Linked DNA regions of Homo sapiens: regions 1 and 3 are each linked to region 2. A link is a contact called in ENCODE Hi-C or POLR2A ChIA-PET data. All regions are on one chromosome and are shown on one strand. Each heading gives the region's core, a stretch centred on a gene start or an enhancer-like site at or near the end of the contact. The rest is flanking DNA. Distances are from core to core; before and after follow the strand shown. Region 1 has its middle 65 kb from the start of LINC01625. Region 2 holds the start of FILNC1 (FOXO induced long non-coding RNA 1). Region 3 has its middle 110 kb from the start of LINC01625.

The links. A loop is a pair of places that touch in the nucleus more often than their neighbours do. ChIA-PET counts read pairs that join two places held with the same protein, here RNA polymerase II (POLR2A). Pooled maps may share reads with other maps.
Region 1: a map of ascending aorta shows a loop between it and region 2 (1.9-fold over the local background). The contact joins the enhancer-like site here to the promoter of FILNC1 in region 2. A Hi-C loop is called at or near these places in 4 of 168 maps with a recorded cell type or tissue (ascending aorta, endothelial cell of umbilical vein, gastrocnemius medialis and 1 more) and 6 of 50 pooled maps. POLR2A ChIA-PET finds 5 or more read pairs at or near these places in 2 of 52 experiments (PC-9 and activated CD4-positive, alpha-beta T cell).
Region 3: a map of vagina shows a loop between it and region 2 (3-fold over the local background). The contact joins the enhancer-like site here to the promoter of FILNC1 in region 2. A Hi-C loop is called at or near these places in 14 of 168 maps with a recorded cell type or tissue (Caco-2, Calu3, IMR-90 and 11 more) and 14 of 50 pooled maps. POLR2A ChIA-PET finds 5 or more read pairs at or near these places in 9 of 52 experiments (AG04449, AG04450, BJ and 6 more).

The regions. Positions count from the first base shown.
Region 1 is chr6:139,537,998-139,541,217 of GRCh38, reverse strand. No RefSeq gene overlaps it. Among named protein-coding and RNA genes, the nearest start is that of LINC01625, 65 kb to the right of the region's middle. Within about 2 kb of position 1,302, at least 22 of the 41 ENCODE cell types and tissues checked have a DNase peak (open chromatin) inside an H3K27ac peak, as active enhancers do; they include PC-9, ascending aorta, endothelial cell of umbilical vein and 1 more, where a contact is called at or near this core.
Region 2 is chr6:139,769,656-139,772,539 of GRCh38, reverse strand. It overlaps FILNC1 (FOXO induced long non-coding RNA 1), which reads right to left and starts at 1,467. Exons shown (of 3, transcript NR_038399.2): 1 at 1,417-1,467. RefSeq lists a silencer at 1,997-2,174.
Region 3 is chr6:139,586,979-139,590,216 of GRCh38, reverse strand. No RefSeq gene overlaps it. Among named protein-coding and RNA genes, the nearest start is that of LINC01625, 110 kb to the right of the region's middle. RefSeq lists a cis regulatory region at 1,227-1,238 and an enhancer at 1,161-1,305. Within about 2 kb of position 1,961, at least 15 of the 41 ENCODE cell types and tissues checked have a DNase peak (open chromatin) inside an H3K27ac peak, as active enhancers do; they include IMR-90, PC-9, endothelial cell of umbilical vein and 2 more, where a contact is called at or near this core.

The DNA.
Region 1 (3,220 bases), core at 53-2,552, 230 kb after region 2:
AATTCAGAGCCACAGTGATTTTCTGCTAAACCTAGAAGTTAAGCCTCAGAAGACTATGGCTTGGCTCAAAGTTACTTCTTAGCCATGGAAACGTTTTAGAGTTTGTTCATTTATTCATGCATGCAAGGCTCTAAGTGAGCATTTACAATGCATCCAGCAGAGAGGAAAAAGAACCAGTCACTGCTCCCAGGAGATCAAGCTGATGGGAGAGCCCCTCCTAGCCATTCCATCATCTTTTCTGCCTCAACTTCCCAAAGACTTGGCAGGTGTCTGACTGGAAGTGGTTGTTCTTTGCTTCTATCAGTTGTGTTTATGAGCATATACAAACCTTAGAGAGCTATGATTGAACCTCGTTTTCCAAGACTAACACCATTTTTTAGTACCCACATTTATATTTTCTCTCACTCTCATTCTAAATTACAGACGCAGTCAACTCACCTGCCAGAGTTTTGCTTGCCCCAACACTTAGCAAGAAGCTGAATGCATCCAAGGATCCCCACAATCCCAGAACATTCTAAAAATATTGCAGGATGAGAAAGAATTGTCAGCAACTGAGGGAGGAAGTTGTTCAACTTCCACCAAGCATCAGGCTGAGGTGGAATGAGTGGAGACACATGATCAATGAATAAGAAAGAAAATGAGAGAGAAGATGGAGAGGATTAAGAAATAATGATTGAACACATCACCACCGCTTTGCTGGAGCAAGATCAAATACAATGGGCAACGTGACAAGCAAACAGGAAATACTGTGGCGAGTCGCCTGCTCCCCCAAGGCTGAGTAGGCCTCTGTTGCATCAGGGGAAGCAGAGTCAAATCGTGATTTCAGCTTTTCCCAATGTTGCTTTGCACACACACCAACCTCACAACTACCCCACCCTTGTCAACAAATGGGGCATGTCACCCCAGCTTCTATTTATATTATGCTGGTTTGTATGTTCTTTCTTAAAACGTGTAGCTCTCCTATTCTGTAAACATTTATTCTCGTGACCTGTGTGTTTTATCCTACGTTCATACTGAGAATGATCTTCTGGCCAGGTATCTTGCATGGTCTCAACTTGCTTCATAACCTTTCTTAATGCCTAGCAAACCAAAACCACTCAGTAGACGTTGTTGATCACCAAGTAACTGTTTACAGAAAGGAAGAGCGGGCCACACTGTGTATTGCGAGTTAATAATGTGTTCCCAGGCATTGCTCATTGCAGCTGCTCCCTTTAGAAGCAAGAATTCCTGAGCAATGACTGAGCAGACCCTATCGGTGTTCGAGCCAATGACGGCGTCCCTGGAAGGGATGCCCGATCTTGCCTTGCAATCCGGCCAGTTCCCATTGGCTGGGCATTCCGGCTAGCCAGGATTTCTTCTCCTTCCTCAGCATGGCTTTGCTCTTCTTGCTCTACACCTGGAATTTTTTCCCTAATTTAAAACATAGTCATTCTCCATGATATGCTGCCTGTGAAGCACTTCTGTGAGTTTTTCAGGTCTCAAGTGACTAATACTTTTCTCAGCACTTATAATCAGTAATGGTCTGTACTTAGCATCTTAATTTATTTACTTTCCTTCTGTATTGTTCCTTGTTTTCTGTGTCCTTGTCTTCTTCATTTTCTTTTTTTTTTCCTTTCTTTTTTTTTTTTTTTTTCTGAGACAGAGTCTCGCTCTGTCGCCCAGGCTGGAGTGCAGTGGTGCGATCTCAGCTCACTGCAAGCTCCGCCTCCTGGGTTCAAGCCATTCTCCTGCCTCAGTCTCTCAAGCAGCTGTGACTACAGGTGCCCACCACCACGCCCGGGTAATTTTTATATTTTTACTAGAGATGGGGTTTCTCCATGTTGGCCAGGCTGGTCTCAAACTCCTAACCTCAGTTAATCCACCTGCCTCGGCCTCCCAAAGTGCTGGGATTATAAGTGTAAGACACAGTGCCTGGCGTTACTTCCTATCTAGATTCTAAGCAACTTGGGAGCTCACTGCCTTGCAGCATAGCATTATGTTTATATAGGATCAGCAAATGATTGGTGGAATGGGTGGCTCCTCAGTGAACCAGAAACTGGGTAATATTCAAGTGCACCCACACTTGTGTGCGCTAGCCATGCACATGCACATAGTATCATCATGTGCTAGTTACTTTGCATGTTATCTCATTTAATACTCACAGCAACCCAATGGAGGTAGTTACCATTCCCATTTCCGTTTAATTAATGAGAAAAATTTAGAGAAGCTACCTATTTTGCCAAGAGTCACTGTGTTAGAGACAGTGATAGCCTATATGCTTTATTGCTTTTTAACTCCGGTCCATGTCTCCTGTCCCACAGATGTAATCATAACAATGTAACAGCTAATGCTCTTTAAAAAAAAAAAAAAGAAAGAAAGAAAATCTTGATAAAAGTATAACCTGTCTCTCCCATTTACCCTTCCAGTAGTCCACCACCCCCCGAGCCTTTCCCTTTCGCCGTTGCAGTATTGACTGTTCTGAACATATGGGCATTACCCAGTACGCTAGGTCTAAGCCAGGAAATGTCGCTGCGAATAATAATAACAGGATCAACTTCTCAGTGGTGTTAGTGTGAATACGACAACACACTGTATTTTCCAGCAAATGTGTCATCCTTCCACTCATTGACACGAGGACTTGTTCTTCCTGCCTAACTGAGTCAGTCACAATCCCAGCATTTCAACGGATGTGTTGTGAACCTCCTGTGAAGAAAAAATGTCAACATAAACAGTACCCAATAGTGAGAACTATAAGGTTTTCAGGCTCTCGACAGGGATTAGATTGCTTGATTCTGAAGCTTCTGAGACATAGATACCACAAAGAGTGTGACAATTGCCAATTGACAGCTGAAAGACACCAAGGCTGAGGGAAGTTAAGTGATTTACGCAAGGTGAATAAGTTAGTAAGTGGGAGAGCCTTTACTAGAACCAGGTTTTTTGTTTGTTTGTTTTTTTGAGACAGTCTTGCTCTGTTGCCCAGGCTGCAGTGCAGTGGCCCGATCTCTGCTGACTGCCACCTCCGCCTCCCAAGTTCAAACAATTCTCCTGTCTCAGCCTCCCAAGTAGCTGGGATTACAGGCATGCACCACCATGCCTGGGTAATTTTTGTGTTTTTAGTAGAGATGGGGTTTCACCATGTTAGCCAGGCTGGTCTAGAACCACTGACCTGAAGTGATCCACCTGCCCCAGCCTCCCGAAGTGCTAGGATTACAGGCGTGAGCTACTGCGCCCAGCCTAGGGT
Region 2 (2,884 bases), core at 218-2,717:
TCTCTGCTCACTGCAAGCTCCGCCTCCCGGGTTCACGCCATTCTCCTGCCTCAGCCTCCAGAGTAGCTGGGACTACAGGCTCCCACCACCACGCCCAGCTGATTTTTTGTATTTTTAGTAGAGACGGGGTTTCACTGTGTTAGCCAGGATGGTCTCGATCTCCTGACCTCATGATCCGCCCGCCTCGACCTCCCAGAGTGCTGGGATTACAGGCATGAGCCACGGCACTCGGCCAACAAAAGAAAATTTTTGGAAGAAAGATGAGGAGTTAACAAGCCTGGAGAACTTAAGTGATTTCCCTAATTTCTTTCAGAATCTTGACAAACTTTTTCTCTTCCATACCTGAGTTCTTGGCATCTTACTTTTATTATAGCTTCACTAGGGACGTGATTGTACAAGGATGAGGCATGATCATGAATAAAACGAAGTTGGAACCCTAAGCCTAATAGTAATGAAAGGTTTCCTGTAAATGTCCGAACAAATGTACCGGGTCTGTGCAGGAATACACCAATGATGTTTCAATATACTTAAGGCATCAATACTACAGACACATACCCGTTTCCCTGCCTAAGATGTTCCACTGGTTTTCCATTTTTTACAAGAAACATGATCCATAAGGCTGTCCAAAAACCACTTAGCCCTACAAAATCTTCTACAACAGCACACAAAATATTCTGACGAAATACCAAAAGACATAGTTTCCTGTGTGTGTTCACCGGAGAACGGAGGAGAAAAGATCATTTCAAGTAAAGGATGCAGTGTTGACTGAGAGGTGTCGGAGGGTGTGACCTGCTCTCTGCGAAGTCTCCCCTGACCTCCCGGAAGAGTGAACACTCTCTCCACCAGAAAACCTCTGACCCATAGCTTTCTTATCTTACGGCGCTTATCTAACAATCTTAGATCTCTCATTTATGTAGGTGCCTTCTCTACTGAACTGGAATCATTTCTGAAATAAGAAACTCTTGTTAACAATGTGTCTGATACATGTTCATAATAATAGTTAAAACATGCATCAGGAATTCAGAATAATTCTGCTATTGCGAAGATTGTACTGAGCTACAAAAATAATTCCTTCCATTTGTAAAACATTCATTGCTTAAGAGGCACATTCACAAATCTTATATTTTACCATTAGATCTGTCAAGATATTTTTAACTTCAACTTCAGGTTAAGAAAAGTGTTAATAGACTAGATTAACTAATGTGATTAACTAATTAGATTAACTAGTTGAGAGTTTCATAAAAGTGAATTAACTTCTCTAGGCCTCAGCTTTTCTACTTATAAAACAAAAATATTTCATGTGAGTCTCTTTGAAGTCCCTCTAGCTCTATAGCAAGCAGCCAAATGGAAAAGTATAAGCAGCCAAAATTGCCATTGTTGTATTAATAAAATGAAATAAGGATCAGATAAACTCACAGAATGAGAACTGTCATCATCTGTAGGAGTTGTTGGCTCTTTCTGCAAATCCTACGGATGACAACAAGAACGAAAAACTGTTAGAGAGTTTAGAGAGGAAAGAGGAACCACGAAGAAGGACCAAGTAGTTGCAAAGGACACCAAAAATAAAAAATAAAATAAAATAAAAATTGAGAATGAATAAGCTTAATTTATACTGCCTAGGAATCTCTCTTTTATTTTATTTTATTTTATTTTATTTTTTCTGGAGACAGAGTTTCACCCTGTCACCCAGGCTGGAGTGTAGTGGCATGATCTCAGCTCACTGCAGTCTCTACCTCCCGGGTTCAAGCAATTCTCCTGCCTCAGCCTCCCAGGTAGCTGGGATTACAGGCATGCGCCACCACGCCCGGCTAATTTTTGTATTTTTACTAGAGACGGGGTTTTGCTGTGTTGGCCAGGCTGGTTTTGAACTCCTGACATCAAGTGATCCGTCCACCTCTGCCTCCCGAAGTGCTGGGATTACAGGCGTGAGCCACGGCACCAGGCCTAGGAATGCTTTTTCACAAAAAACACACAGGACACTTTTTTTTTTTTTTAATTATACTTTAAGTTCTACGGTACACGTGCGCAACGTGCAGGTTTGTTACATATGTATACATGTGCCATGTTGGTGTGTTGCACCCATTAACTCATCATTTACATTAGGTATATCTCCTAATGCCATCCCTCCCCCCTCCACCCAACCCACGACAGGCCCCAGTGTGTGATGTTCCCTGCCTGTGTCCAAGTGTTCTCATTGTTCAATTCCCACCTATGAGTGAGAACATGAGGTGTTTGGTTTTTTGTCCTTGTGATACTTTGCTGAGAATGATGGTTTCCAGCTTCAACCATGTCCCTACAAAGGACATGAACTCATCCTTTTTATTGCTGCATAGTATTCCATGGTGTATATGTGCCACATTTTCTTAATCCAGTCTATCATTGATGGACATTTGGGTTGGTTCCAAGTCTTTGCTATTGTGAATAGTGCCGCAATAAACATATGTGTGCATGTGTCTTTATAGCGGCATGATTTATAATCCTTTGGGTATACACCCAGCAATGGGATGGCTGGGTAAAATGGTATTTCTAGTTCTAGATCCTTGAGGAATTGCCACACTGTCTTCCACAATGGTTGAACTAGTTTACAGTCCCACCAACAGTGTAAAAGTGTTCCTGTTTCTCCACATCCTCTTCAGCACCTGTTGTTTCCTGACTTTTTAATGATTGCCATTCTAACTGGTGTGAGATGGTATCTCATTGTGGTTTTGATTTGCATTTCTCTGATGGCCAGTGATGATGAGCATTTTTTCATGTGTCTGTTGGCTGCATAAATGTCTTCTTTTGAGAAGTGTCTGTTCATATCCTTTGCCCACTTTTTGATGGGGTTGTTTGTTTTTTTCTTGTAAATTTGTTTGAGTTCTTTGTAGGTTTTGGATATTAGCCC
Region 3 (3,238 bases), core at 712-3,211, 180 kb after region 2:
AATCCCAGAATGTAGTACAGTTGTGACCTTCGGGGAATTCTACTGCCTACAACAGCTTATTTTCCTAGGAAGGAAACTTCTAGATTTTCTTTGGAGATACTCCTTACCATGGGGAAAATTTTCTGACTGTGACCCCCTAAATGCTTCCATAAAGTAGTCTCAATCAATGACATAAATATATTTGGTGACACTGTACACACACACCCAGTGTGCACATATACTCTGACCTCCACCAAAGATAGAATTTTTCATGGAAATAAGATTTTTCTTAGCGATTGATTTTCCTGGAAGGAATTTAATTAATTAGCATTCTCTTCCTCCAACGTTTGCTTCATTTGCTTTTCTTTCTCTTGCCAACATTCTGTCCTATCACCTGTGTTAAAGACACCGAGATTTACACCCCTGACTTTTTTCTACGTATTTTATCATAATTTCATTATTGTTTTCATTTTCCATATCATATATTCCGTTTGGTTTTTAAATAGGTCTTTTAATATCTTGGAAATAAAGGGTCAGCTGGGCAATAGAAACAGGAGGAAATAGAGCCTTGTCATGTTTGTAAAAAGAAAAGATGAAGCCAGATGAAAATTGCAAGATCTGTTACCTTATTACATCCGTATTTTCCCCTGACCGAGTGTAATACTTTAAACTTTTTTCCTCCCTGGTTCTCATAGAACTGACACATTGCAGGTGCCACAGTTTAGATTTAACAATGAAAAAAAAGTCCATCTCTTTTCTAGTTCAGCAGGAAAGACATCACAAAAGATAGAGTTATCATGAGCTAATTACAGTCCTTGAAAATTACCTTTGTGCTTAGCAAATATGCATTTTTTTTCTTTGCTGGTGATGAAGAAGTTGGCAGTTTAAATAAAAAACACTATTTAAAGTAACAGAGTACAGTTACATAACCTTTTCACATAAATCACACAATAACTCTTTGTGCTTTGAAAAAAAAAAAAAAAGAACCGCAGTGCGTGTTAAGAAGATTTATTTATATAATAATCTATGCAAAGGATTTTTTTTCTCTTTTTATAAAAGTGGGATGTTCTTTTTTTTAAACCTCTGGAAGTTGCAGAATAGAGGGCAGGAATACCCTCCAGTCACTACTTTTAGTAGCACACACTCCAGCTACTAACGACTTCAATTCAAGTAGTGTTTTGGCATTACCACACACTTTTATTTCTAAACACACAGATAGAAAACTTCATAAAGGAACAGTCTCTGCTTATAAGTAAACAAAACTATAGGGTCAAATTCCAATCCAGTATAAAGATTCTTTTGCATCCACAAATTGCATCATGGCCTGAGATCATTTTTCTCTGTTTTGTAGGAATACTATTCCTTCAAGTATGTTTGATCAGTCATGGGGGTGGAGAAATTCATGGGACCATTGAAGCCCTGTAGTTTCTCTACTGATTCTCTATGGAATTCTTTAATCTTTTTTCCCCCTTCCTGTCCATCCCTCTTTTGTTCCTTTTAACCTTATTCCCTGATTTAAATCTAGAAGCAATAGTCTTTCGTTATTTACAACATTGTACCCACCGTTTAAAAACATCCCCCATATAAAATGTCCTGACACCAAATTGATCTTATCACTGACCAGTTCACTCTGAAGGGTTTCAGAATTGAAGAGCCAAGGAAATACGTAAGTTGCTAAATGCTAAGCTTGGCTCAAGCTTACCCACTTAATCCTCAGTCCACAAGATCACTCCGGGAAAAGTGATCTTTTCACAGAGATAAACCTAGTAGAAGCATTTCACTGGTCACATATATCTATTCTGATCCTTGCTGAACAGTGGGGGTTCTCAAGACAGGGCAACCCACAAGGGCTTTCTTGTGTGTCCTTATCTTTCATTGAGATGCTGACCTAACTTTTAAAAGCTATCTCCATGGAAAATTCTGGGCTCCACTCCAAAACCAATCAGTAGGAGGTGGCTCTCTTAATCAGTGGCTGTGTTCCGTCTTTATATAAACAGGTTAAGCCAGCTGCCAGGGCCTCTGTGACCAGTTCCAGCTCACATTACCTTCAGCTGGAAAGATGGGCCTGTACCAAAGCTACATTATGAAAGCTGAGAACTCTACCTCTCCCAGGTCATAGCAAAAGACCTGGCTGCTGTATGTGGTGATTAGAGTCACCAGTAATCTTACTCTTGTTCCTGAAAAAAAAGTGAATAAAATGTGGCACACCCTCATTGCCAGAATGGGTAAGATTTTACTAACCTGGCAATTAGCGGTAGCAACTCCAAAAGGAAAGATTTTTTAAATTCTGATTGATACATAATGTCGAGCTACTCATTTTCCTAACACAGTGGAAAAATAATAGAAGTAGAGATAACTTCTTGGTTAGAGGTGGAATAGAGTGCTTGTTGTGGTGAGATTTGATTAACTGGAGAGACATCCTCCCACCAGCTAATCCGAAAAGGGCTATCATTGCCCAGGATGGAGCTCAGAGTATCAGTTTGAAGAATCAACAGGCATGACTAATACTGGAAAGACACTGCTGACAAAAATCTGTTACATTCCTCAAATACCCATTCCTCTCCTTTGACCCTAAGAATGTTGCTCAGAATGATGTTAGTCCAAAGTAGCAGCAAACCACATGAAATACAACCTAAATAAATGGAACAATAAAACAGGCTTCTGGCCAGGCGCGGTGGCCCACGCCTGTAATCCCAGCACTTTGGGAGACCAAGGCGGGTGGATCATGAGGTCAGGAGATAGAGACCATACTGGCTAACACGGTGAAACCCCGTCTCTACTAAAAATAAAAAAAAAAATTAGCCAGGCATGGTGGTGGGCGCCTGTAGTCCCAGCTACTCGGGAGGCTGAGGCAGGAGAATGGCGTGAACCCGGGAGGCGGAGCTTGCAGTGAGCCAAGATCGAGCCACTGCATTCCAGCCTGGGCAACAGAGGGAGACTCCCTCGCAAAAAAAAAAAAACAAAAAAAAAAAAAACAGGCTTATACATGTTGACCAAAAATAATCCAGGCAGAAGAGGTGACACCATCATGACACCCTAAATTTTGAAACTTGCTTGTCGTCCAACCAATAAAGCAGGATCATTAAAAGAAACAAAGCAAACAAATGAAAGCCTTCCCATACAATGTATTTTTGTTAGGTATTAATGAAGAATAGTCTGTTCTACATTAATCATTACAATGGTAATAATTAGGGATTCCGGAACTCACTTCCAAAAGAAATCCATTCCCAGAGAAAGTATTTTAACATGATATCACATT